Linked DNA regions of Homo sapiens: all the other regions are linked to region 1. The links are chromatin contacts, found by Hi-C or POLR2A ChIA-PET in ENCODE. All regions are on one chromosome and are shown on one strand. Each heading gives the region's core, a stretch centred on a gene start or an enhancer-like site at or near the end of the contact. The rest is flanking DNA. Distances are from core to core; before and after follow the strand shown.

What was found. Hi-C counts contacts between places; a loop is a spot of excess contacts on that map. ChIA-PET counts read pairs that join two places held with the same protein, here RNA polymerase II (POLR2A). Pooled maps may share reads with other maps.
Region 2: a loop to region 1 is called in a pooled map, with 2.4 times the contacts of the local background. The contact joins the enhancer-like site here to the promoter of SNHG26 in region 1. A Hi-C loop is called at or near these places in 3 of 168 maps with a recorded cell type or tissue (ascending aorta, astrocyte of the cerebellum and vagina) and 8 of 50 pooled maps. POLR2A ChIA-PET finds 5 or more read pairs at or near these places in 6 of 52 experiments (A549, AG04449, AG04450 and 3 more).
Region 3: a loop to region 1 is called in a pooled map, with 3 times the contacts of the local background. The contact joins the enhancer-like site here to the promoter of SNHG26 in region 1. A Hi-C loop is called at or near these places in 2 of 50 pooled maps. POLR2A ChIA-PET finds 5 or more read pairs at or near these places in 2 of 52 experiments (AG04450 and activated T-cell).
Region 4: a map of ascending aorta shows a loop between it and region 1 (2.3-fold over the local background). The contact joins the promoter of GPNMB here to the promoter of SNHG26 in region 1. A Hi-C loop is called at or near these places in 1 of 168 maps with a recorded cell type or tissue (ascending aorta) and 5 of 50 pooled maps. POLR2A ChIA-PET finds 5 or more read pairs at or near these places in 1 of 52 experiments (GM12878).

The regions. Positions count from the first base shown.
Region 1 is chr7:22,852,835-22,855,534 of GRCh38, reverse strand. It overlaps SNHG26 (small nucleolar RNA host gene 26), which reads right to left and starts at 1,295. Exons shown (of 5, transcript NR_146320.1): 1 at 1,255-1,295. RefSeq lists enhancers at 291-520, 312-923 and a silencer at 1,021-1,480.
Region 2 is chr7:22,586,110-22,588,914 of GRCh38, reverse strand. No RefSeq gene overlaps it. Among named protein-coding and RNA genes, the nearest start is that of STEAP1B-AS1, 24 kb to the right of the region's middle. Within about 2 kb of position 1,359, at least 2 of the 41 ENCODE cell types and tissues checked have a DNase peak (open chromatin) inside an H3K27ac peak, as active enhancers do.
Region 3 is chr7:23,346,386-23,349,085 of GRCh38, reverse strand. IGF2BP3 (insulin like growth factor 2 mRNA binding protein 3) reads left to right here. Exons shown (of 15, transcript NM_006547.3): 7 at 1,352-1,486. Among named protein-coding and RNA genes, the nearest start is that of MALSU1, 48 kb to the right of the region's middle. Within about 2 kb of position 1,290, at least 13 of the 41 ENCODE cell types and tissues checked have a DNase peak (open chromatin) inside an H3K27ac peak, as active enhancers do.
Region 4 is chr7:23,245,394-23,248,093 of GRCh38, reverse strand. It overlaps GPNMB (glycoprotein nmb), which reads right to left and starts at 1,319. Exons shown (of 11, transcript NM_002510.3): 1 at 1,167-1,319. The coding sequence starts at 1,236.

The sequences.
Region 1 (2,700 bases), core at 46-2,545:
ACAAGCTTTCCTCATTAAAGAATGGTAAAATGGGTCCCATTTGGTTTCATCAAAAAGGCAGCAAATCTTTCACAACTGAGGAAAACAGGTGAACCACGAGCTTCACATTCCAACAGAACTGTGGTACCTATGCTAGCCACAAAGATTATTTGTTGACTCAAATGTAAATTTAGATCTTTATCAATTTTACTAAATTCGCAAAGTATCCCTTTATATAGCATTTTGTACCAGTAATGAACAATTAGTATGCTCAGCGATGCTCAGGAGAGCCGCTCCAAAAACTTACATTATTCCCCAGACAAACGTTCTCTAGGGGCAGCCTTGCGTATTTCTACACCTTAGTAGACCTAAGTTAGGCGTTCAACACCTTGTCCTGGTCCAAGCCAGAAAGAACCCAGTAGTTCAGACTTTTCCCAGGTCAGAAAACCACGAAGGGCCTCCTCACACCCTGATTAAACGTTGGAAGCGGGCCCTGTGCTGTAATAACGCTCTGGCCACTCCCAAAAAAGCGAATCTTCGGGAGGAAAGCAGGCTCCCTTATTAGGGCTCACAGCACTCCGCTCAACTTACTGTAGGCGTCGGCTCCAGCAAGACTCGTCCCTCCAAGCCTTTAAATTATCTGACTGCGGGCCAGTAGCAAATGAACGGCACTGGTGGCGGTGGGGGATGGCTGCGCGAGTGAAATGACCTCCGTGTGTTTGCTAACCCCGCTATTATACTGCCCCGCTTAGAAACTTAAAGCGCTTCAGACATCAGATCTCACTCGCTTCCCAAATAGGCTTCCGTCCGCGCGGTCACAGCCCCTGGGCAGGCAGGAGCCCCGAGTGCACCAAGAACCCAGAGACCGTCCGGGGCTCGGCGCCTCCGCCTGCGGTTGGAATTTGATCCTCAAAATGCAATCATTTAATTGAAAAAGGACTAAAAGCTGCCTGTAGGCCGAATGCGTGGACGGCAGGGACTCAGGCACGGGAGGTGACGGGCGCCTGGCGGCTTCTGCTGAGTGGGGGTGGGATCCTCGAGGAAAGGGGGCGGCCCCTTCAAGCGCACAAGGACACGGGCCGTCCTAACCCGGGACGAAGGGCCCAAGCGCCACGAGGACGCCCCCACCCCCGAGGGGCCCTAACGGAGGCTTCCCCGCGGCGCCGAGCCGAGGCCTCGGCGTGGGGGCAGCGAGAGGCGCGCCTAGGAAGCGCACGGGGTAGCCCCGGAGCCACGTGGTCGGCTCCTGCGTCCAGAAGGTCCGAGCCCACTTACCCAGTCACGCGCCGCGGCCGAAAAGGGAGGGCACTGCGGAGATCAAGTTTAAAAGGGGCCTGGGCGGGGCGGCACCAACCAAAAAGTTGCCGGAAGGCCCCTCCGGGTCCAGCACCCGCCCCGCCCGCGGGGCCCGGAGGCCCTCGCGCGCCCCCTGTCGGCGGCCCGGGCCTTCCCCGCCTTGGGCCCCCCCCCCCACCCCACACGGCCCCGGCTCCCACTTGGCCCCGGCTCCCACTTTGCCCCGGCCTCCGAGTCTGGGGAGTCTGCCCCAAACTCTCGCTGGCTGTGATGTCTCTTTACCTCGTTGAAGGTCAGAGGAAGCTCCTGCCACTCAAATAATGTTAGGTGTCTCTGGTACCCACTCCCCTCCCTTGCCTGGTGTTTCTTAAAGTCTTCAGCCACGCCCCTGGGTGCTTCTTTCAAGACTCGTCTAATTACGTAGCAGAAGACTGGCTCCCGTTAAAGGATGTGAACATTAGCGGAGGTCGGGGGTGCAAACTCATCGAAGAGGGGTTGAAGCACGGGGAGGACTCCTGGTGCCTGGAGTGCTGCATGCTTAGAATGATGGCCACGGCCCGCAAATATCTTGCCCCCAAAGCACGTCTGTGTCATTGGACTGTGAGGAGGAAGGGGAGAAGGTATTCTGACTGCAGTAAAATAAGCAGGTCTGTTGGCTGGATGCCTAAGCAGCACTACATATAGAACATGAGTGTTAAGGACTGAATTTGTCCCCACTCCCAAAGACATTGAAGACCTAACCTCCAGCACCTGTGAATGCGACCTAACTTGGAAAAACTGCGTCTTTACAGATGTGGTCAAGACGAGATCATTGGGGTGGACCCTCCTAATTCAACATGACTGATGTCCTTATCACACGGTGTCAAAATGCCACTTGAAGACAGAGACACACGAAAATGTGGCGGGACAGGGGCAGATCAGAGTGATGCAGCTGTAAGCCCAGGAATGCGGTGGATTGCCGGCCACCACCGGAGAAAGGCTAGGAAGAGGCAAGGAAGGACCCTCCCCTGCAGATTTCAGAGGGAGCTTGGTGTTTGGTTCTGCTGACACTTTGATTTTGGACTTCTAGTCACAAGAAATGTGAGACAAAACATTTCTGTTAAGTCACCGAGTGCTTTGTTAAGGCATCCCTAGGGAATTAATACAAGGACTGTGGGGACTTTCCCTCTGCCGTTCTGTGTAAAATCTGGCCATAAAGACATTATTTGACTTCCCTTGTTTGACTGTAGGTCATAAGACCCCCATTCCAGAGGGAGTCCTGTCCCATACCCAGAAGGAAAGAGTGCATGCTCAGAGAGGCCAAGAAGAATCCAGACAGACAGGCCTTGCTGGGTTTTCTCCCTCTATTAGTCTTAGATCATACACTTTTTGTCCGATCACATTTCTACGTCACTGCCCATACTTTGTTGAACCTAGGCATAAAAA
Region 2 (2,805 bases), core at 110-2,609, 270 kb after region 1:
AAAGAAAGTAAAAATAAAATAAAGAGGTCTAGCTGGCAGCACCAGGGCCATCAGCCAATAGTGGGATTAGGGATGGCTACTACTGGAAAAAACTGCACACTGGGATTGCCTCTTGTTCAATATATGACATCTGCATTGATTCTAAATCCTCCCTACATGGAATTAGGCAATGGTGTGCTGTTAGCTTGCTCTTTGAAAAGAAAGAGAGGAAGAAAAAAGATCCTGGTCTGTAATATCAGCCAATATTTCAGTGTAAATATTCTGACTGTGGCCAGCTTCCAGCTACCAAGATTGACCTGCTCAAAAGATTCCTGAATATTTAACAACCAGCTCTCTGGGGCTGGTACCCACAGCTCCAGCATACCACTGGCTAAGATACAGATTGCTACTCACCACTTCCAGCTTTGGCTTTGCCACTATTAGATGTATGCTCTGTAGCAAGCTCTTAATTTCCTCAAACTGCAGTTCTCTTTTGAAAAATGGGAGCTGAGATGATGCAGTAACGATATTTAGAGTCTCTGCTGAGCCTACACCACTCTTCTCTGAGAACCGCATCCTTCCTGGTGCTCCCTACTGGTGCCATATTCCACCTGATTTTTCAACTTCATTTTGGAGTCTAGCAGATATCCCAACTGCTTCCAATAAATGCCCTTCTGCACTCAGGCCAGTCTGAGTGGGATTTTGTAAGTTGCAACCAGCAGCGCTCTAAGTAAGGCAGAAATGATTTCCAAGGCCTTTGTGAGTTCTGATATTGCACCATTTGTTCTCAGAGTGTGCTGCCGACCAGCAGCATCAACTTCACCTGGGACATGTTGGAAATGTCAGTTCTCAGGGAACCACCGCAGACCTATTAAATCAGAAACTCTAGGGATGGGACCCAGCAACTTGTGTTTTTACAAGCTTTCCAGGTGATTCCCATGTGTTCTCAAGCTTGAGAACTGCTGCATCACTGTTCTAAGGATGGTATGACTTATTTGAGAAAGGCATTTTCAGACTGATCCAGTTTTCTTTTCTGATTAATGAAGGCCAAAAGTTAATGTTTTACTGGTAAAAAAAATTGATTTTTATAAACGAAACATATTACTATTACAACTTGAAAGACATCAATTTCCTTTTCTCCTTCTTTCTTATTTTAGTTTCAATGGACAGAGACTGACGTTTCAAAGACTAGCCTAAAAGAATATAAGGAGAAGAAAAGTGTAGAGAATGAAAATACTGCCAATAAATAAGCGGAAATAAAAAATATGCACCAGATAATTTCAAGATAGTGAAGGCCAGAAAGAAATACAGAACAGGAAGCCCAGATGCTGTGTGGTTTTTGCATTGGAAAAGATTTCACAAAATGTGCCATTAACACATTGAGTGACTAATCATTTCTGGCATTAGGAAACCATTTAAGAGTCCACTAATGATTGATTTACATAAGTACAGTAAAAAGTGAAACAGGAAACTTTGACTTAACTTCATCCTGACATATATCAAAAGCACAGTTTTCACTGTAAGATTTGGAGAGATGTGGCTAGATAGCAATTTTCACTATAAAATAGTCTTGAACAGACCATTCGAATGGATAGAGCTTGTTGGTAAGCTGGTTGTTTGAAACTAACACTTTTTTTTGTATGGAAAATCATGCCTTTGGAGAGCAGACTGCAGACTGGACGATGGAATCCTTAATGGAAGTAAACTGGAGGGCTGGTAATTGGTAATCATGCAGGTGATTGGGAGGAGAGGGGCCCAGGAGAGGAGCTGCACTGGGTAGAGAGGGGAGAGAGGGGAGAGAGGGGAGAGAGAGAGAGAGAGAGAGAGAGAGAGACAGAGAGAGAGACAGAGAGAGAGACAGAGAGAGACAGAGAGAGAGAGACAGAGAGAGAGAGAGAGAGAGAGAAAATTGGGGAAGGACAGAGTCCTCTAGTGGGAGGAATGCAGTCTGAAAGGGGCTCCCTTTCCAGAAATGTCAACAGTATGGGGCCTGAGGGTAGAGGAAGGTTCTGCAGCTGAGTGACTGAGAAAAACAAACTGTATTTTTCACCATGCTTACACTCACACTTCACTTCTGGCTGCCAAATGTATAGGGGTTATTCTGTGTGGGAATAATTCTCCAGTTCTCTGCAGACACCAACTGGATGTCCAACTCCAGGCTGCACTGATGAATACAGAGCACAGACCCCACAAGACTGCCCCTACTCCAGTGCCAGTAGTAAGTCCCAGCTTGTGATCTGTACTCTGAATCAAGGGTTCCCATGACCCCCTTCTCAGGTTCAGTCATTTACTAGAACAGCTCACAGGGCTGGGAAACACTTAATGTTTACTGGTTTATTACAAAGGCTACAGATAAACAGTCAGATTAAGAGATACACAGGGTGAGGTCCGGAATGGTGCAGGGCACGGGAACTTCTGTCCCTGTGGAGCTGGAGTGTGTCAGCCTCCCAGCACATGGACGGATTCTTATTCACAAACCCAGAAGCTCTTTGAGCCCTGTCCTATTGGGTTTTTATGGAGATTTCACTATGTAGGGCATGATTGATTTAAATCATTGGCCGTGGTGATTAACTCAACTTTCAGCCCCTCCCTGAAGGTGAGAGGCTGATGCTGAAAGTTCTAACCCTCTAATTACATACTTGTTTCCCCTGGCAGCTAGCCTCCCTCCAAGGCTCTCCAGGAGGCCCCAGCCGTTAGTCATCTCACCTTAGAATACAAAAGATACCCTTCTGAGATTATATTAAGATTATATTATAATATTTCTTATTATAAATCACAATATCTCAATGACCAAATATGTATGTTATCAGTATGTTGGACAAACAA
Region 3 (2,700 bases), core at 41-2,540, 490 kb before region 1:
ATTAAAAAGTTACCATTCGTCTCACCTGGGTAGCTGTTGGTAAGTTGGGGATGTATCTCTATAGGATTTGTTGCCTGTATCTACTAACATGTGTGACTTTAAAAAAGAAATCATGTCATGATGTGAATTGCATTATTTCACTTAAGGACTTTTTACTGTGTTGGTACTTGTAATTTTACCACATTTTCAAAAACATCTGTATGATATGAATATACTGTTATTTAACCATCTCTTCCCGCAATTAGATAATTCTAATTTTCTATCTGTTAGAAACGGAACTTTCCCATGCCAGTGGTTCTCAACTACAAATGATCATCTCTCTGCCCCAACCCCCGTAGACATTTGGCAATGTCTGGAGACATTTTTAGCTGTTAGAGTTGAGAGAGAGGCATGCTACTAGCATCTAGTAGGTACAGGCCAGGGAAGTTAGTAAATTTCCTACAATGCACAAGACACCCCATCCACAACAAAGAATCTGGCCCAAAAAGTCAGTAGTGCCAAGGGTAAGAAACATCACTCTTGACCCATGTATGAGACTATATCTGTAGATGTTACCAGGAGTAGATGTTACAAGAAATACAGTTCTTGAGTCACAAGGTGCTCAGCATTTTGCTGACCAGTTTGCTCCTACCAAAAGTGTTGAGTGTGCCTTGTTACCCATCATCTTGCCCATATTTAATTTTTTCTATCTCAATTTTTGCAAGTCTAGAAGAAAATGACATTCTTTTAGCTGGCAGACATATAATTACTAGTGAAATTAAACATCATTTTGAGTTTATTGGCCACTTGCTTTTCTTGAAGTAGAATTGCCATCTGTCCAGGTTCCATTCCTATCACTGTTCGTTGCAGACTTTCCTCTATCAAGGAGGCAAAATGTGGGAAGAACCTTGCAAAGGGGAAGCAGATTGGTGAAATCTGCTCATCCAATGAATGAAGAATGATATACTGTGCAGAATAAGCAGTTCAACTTGGCTTATGGGATTCCAACTCCTCTCTTGGCATGCCCTCCAGTTCCTATTTGTTTTAGAGCAGATTGAATCCAGGCTCTTTGTCATGAGACATTTGTTCTGTGGCATCTGAAAGGAAGCTGTAAGCACAAACAGCTTGGGTAGAATGAAAAGATGTCCCCGCTTGGTTGGATTGAGGAAAGAGAAAGGGGAATGTTCCTAGAATTAAAATTTGCCTCTTAAGGCATTAATGTTGACAGCTTATTGAAAGTTTATGCTCTTGAGGGAAGTGAGTCATCTGCTTTGCCCTGAAGCCCTATGACTTTGCATTTGGTAATTACAGACTCCACTGTGAATACACGCTTACTGCTCTCGTTTTCCTCTCTGCTTGCGCCCACTATCAGAATCGATGTCCACCGTAAAGAAAATGCGGGGGCTGCTGAGAAGTCGATTACTATCCTCTCTACTCCTGAAGGCACCTCTGCGGCTTGTAAGTCTATTCTGGAGATTATGCATAAGGAAGCTCAAGATATAAAATTGTGAGTAAAGAAGATTGTCCTGTGAAAGAGGTTGATATTTGTGCTCTTGTATTTTTGACATCTCTGACACAATTCTTGGGAATTGCCAACAAACAGAGGGAAATGATATCCTGATGAGCTACAGTGGTTGGCACTGTTGATCTGGTTGTGAAGTGTATGTCTTTTAATATTTAAATATTTTCATTCACATTTGAACATAGGCGAGTGGTGATAACGGGGAAGAGAAATGCAGCTATAGAAGAAGGCAACTTGGGGAACCTAGGACCAGGAGGTATCCTGGATTAACCCAAAACAGGAGCCCCAAATCTTGACTCATCCTTTACTCGGAGCTCATTGGAGCTCTGTTCTTGTCCACTGCCTGGCCCCACCTTGGAGCAGCAGGGAGTGTGGAGGTGGGGAAGTGCCTAAGTCTCTTCTAAGGCAAACTGGAGATTTATCTGGGTAATGCAGGCGGGAACTCTATTTCTTCCACAGGAACTTTGAGTGAAGGTTGGGTTCTGTGCCACGTTTAGCGTACAGAACAGCGCTGCACTGAAAGTAGAATCGAGAGTAAGGCACTGGAGTTAGTGTGGGGACCTCATTACCAACCTTAATTTGTAGAGAACTTTAAATATGTTTTAGTAATATTATATGTGGGTGCCATATCATAAGAATGTAATTATTAAAGTAAAAATTTTAAAGAAGAATTATTTTAGTATAGAGAAAAATAGGCCTGGTGTGGCGACTCATGCCTGTAATCCCAGCACTTTGGGAGGCCGAGGCGGGTGGATCATGAGGTCAAGAGATCAAGACCATCCTGGCCAACATGGTGAAACCCCGTCTCTACTGAAAATACAAGAATTAGATGAGCGTGGTGGCATGTGCCTGTAGTCCCAGCCACTTGGGAGGCTGAGGCAGGAGAATGGCTTGAACCCGGGAGGCGGAGGTTGCAGTGAGCCGAGATCGCGCCACTGCACGCCTGCCTGGCGCCAGAGGGAGACTCTGTCTCAAAAAAAAAAAAAGAAAGAAAAAGGAAAAGCCCACCATCTATTAACCACAATGACATTTTAAACAGTTTTATATATATATGACTGGGAAATTCAGAAAGCTACAAAATGAAAAGTGAAAGCTCCCCTTCCTGTTCTTATGCCCTTCCCCCAAAGTGTAACCACTGTTGTTTCTTCTGTTTCCTTCTATAAATTATGCACATATCTCCAGGTGTATATTTGTACTGG
Region 4 (2,700 bases), core at 70-2,569, 390 kb before region 1:
AGACCCAGCCCCTAGGCTGGCGGGGAGCCCGAGCCTGTCCAACCCCAAACCCGGGCAGGAAGGACAGAGGTCGGGATGGAAGGCTGCCTCCTCAACTTACCCGCTGTGTGGCTTGGGGCGAGTTCCTTGCCCACTCTGTGGCCCGTGGCCTCGTGTGGGAAGCGGGACCATCACAGTGCCGGGCTCCGCGGGCTGCTAGGAGGACGCGCGGCGCACTGCGGGCCGGGAACGTGCTGCGCGCTGACACCGGGTCAGCTCCCTGTGATGGGACTTCCTTTCCAAAAACGTAGGCGTTTTCCCGGGTCGCAGTCGCAGTCGGGAGACTGAGGGTTAGGGCGCGGCCGCGGGGTCTCCTGGGCCGGGGCGCGGCCCACGTCTCAGGCCTCTGCGGCTCTGACCAGAAGCCGCTGCGCCTTTGGCCGCTTCCCACCCGTCCCGTCCCCGCAATCCCAGGCCCAGGGTTACAGCGGCTCAGCTCTCTTCCTCTCGCGAATCTGCACACTGCTTCAGTGGTCTGGACCCTGGCTGCATAGGCAGATCCCAAGAGGAACTTTTAAAACAAGGATCCTCTGACCCCACTCCCAAAGATTCCGGTTTCATTGCGTGGGTATCAGTATTGTTAAAAATGCCCTGGCCTCTCCTGCCTGACCAGGGTAGAGAGCCTGGGCTTCAGCTCCTCTCCCAGCAAGCTCCTGCAGGTCTGTGAGGAAGCCCCGCAGGAGGAGCAATAGCTTCAGGGCTGGGGAGATTCGTAAATTTGCCTCCAGATTGGAGACCCCATTTCATGTGAGGTCTCCACCCTTTTGGATGGAAGCTGGACATAGTTTAGTTGGTGGAGTTGCTTTGTTCTGTGGCCGGAGGCTGTCCAACCCTCCCCCAACCACTGTCTGGCAAGAATGGGTTGCAATTGCAATGGAAAAGAAGCTTCACAAGAGAAGGGCAGCATAGTTTTTACTTTCCATGAGCCGAAAGCAAAGAATGGAGCTGGAGGCATTTTGCTGTAGTTTCAGCCTTCCCAACAGTTTGCAGAAGAAGAGATGAGTGAGCCAGAGATGAAAGCTTCCTGAAGAACTTCAGTCCAACCTCTAGTTCAGAGGATATTATTAGCCATCATTTCAGCCAATGGCCAGAGAATGGGTTAAACATAGAAATTAAGGGTTACTCACGTTTGGCGGCATCAAGTGGCAATCTTGCAGCCAGGAGCAGAAATCCCAGGAAATAGTAGAGACATTCCATGCTGAATTCTCACGGACGCAGGCACTCAAGGTTTAACTCTGAATTCCTCTGGGCCCGTCCACCAAGAGCAACAGTGTTCTTCTGGCATCTGTGGTGCCTCCCTCTCTATTTTAATTAAATACAGGGCCTCGGGGAGGATCATGTGATGGTATTAAGCGGCACTGCCTGATCTGGTCTCTCAAGTTCAACCTCTTACAACTCATGTGCTTATGACTCACTCCTTCTTGGCATCTATTTATTCACTTTTCAGATGCACATTATTTCAATTTTGTGATTCCACATTTACTAGATTCAAGGAGTTTTTTTCCTATAGACTCTATTTCAATATTCATTTTTTTTTTTTGAGATGGAGTCTCACACTGTCTCCCAGGCTGGAGTGCAATGGCACGATCTCAGCTCACTGCAACTTCCACCTCCCAGGTTCAAGCCATTCTCCTGCCTCAGCCTCCTGAGTAGCTGGAATTACAGGTGCCCGCCACCATGCCCGGCTAATTTTTTGTATTTTTAGTAGAGGCAGGTTTCACTATGTTGGCCAGGCTGGTCTCGATCTCCTGACCTTGTGATCTGCCCGCCTCGGCTTCCCAAAGTGCTGGGATTACAGGCATGAGCCACCGCGCCTGGCTCAATATTCTTTACCAAATAAAATTTCAATCCTCCAGCCTCACTGATTATCGACTTACTGTGGTTCCTATACTGCATCAGGCACCCAGCTCACGTTTAGAGTTCACAGTTACGCACCCTTTCCTAAGATGTAGTTGTCCACCTGCTCCTGTGCTCGTGATTGCTTGTATATTTTTTTCCTCCAAGAGGAAGCAAAGATGGGGGAGGTGTCTTATCAATCATTTGAAATTGTGGAATACATAAGTGGATGATAACATGAATGTTGTGCCAGGATGTGCTGGAAACAGCTGCCCAGGCCTCTGGTAGCTGAGAAATTTACTCAAAAGCACATTTAGAATATCTGTGCAATTCCATATAACTTTTGTAATAACCTGCATAATTTTTGGTAACTGCTCTCAAAGCATTTATGTGTTGCATTACTCAGAGCCAATTGCATAAAACGTTCTGTGTATTTTTTCATATTATAGAAAGCAGGCATTAAATGTACAAACAAGTGTGTCTGTAAGATAAATTTATACAGTCAAATCATTCCTGGTTACAGAGTATGCAGAAAATGTGGCAACATGAAAACTTTACCATATGTGACCTTTCTCAAACTCACATTCACATGGCCATTTTCAGTGCAGTAGAAACCTTGGTTGCAGGTGAGGGTAAAACTTGGGGTATTGATTTATGGTTCAGTGTGTCAAGGAGGAATGGAAATAGCCTATGAAACTAAAATCCATACAGCAGGAGTGGCTGACTTCCATCCCTAAGGCGGCAAACAACTCTGTAGAGTGCCTTTTACAGCCTTTGCAGCAAATATGAAGGGGAAAACAACGAAAGGAACACATTATTCATGAC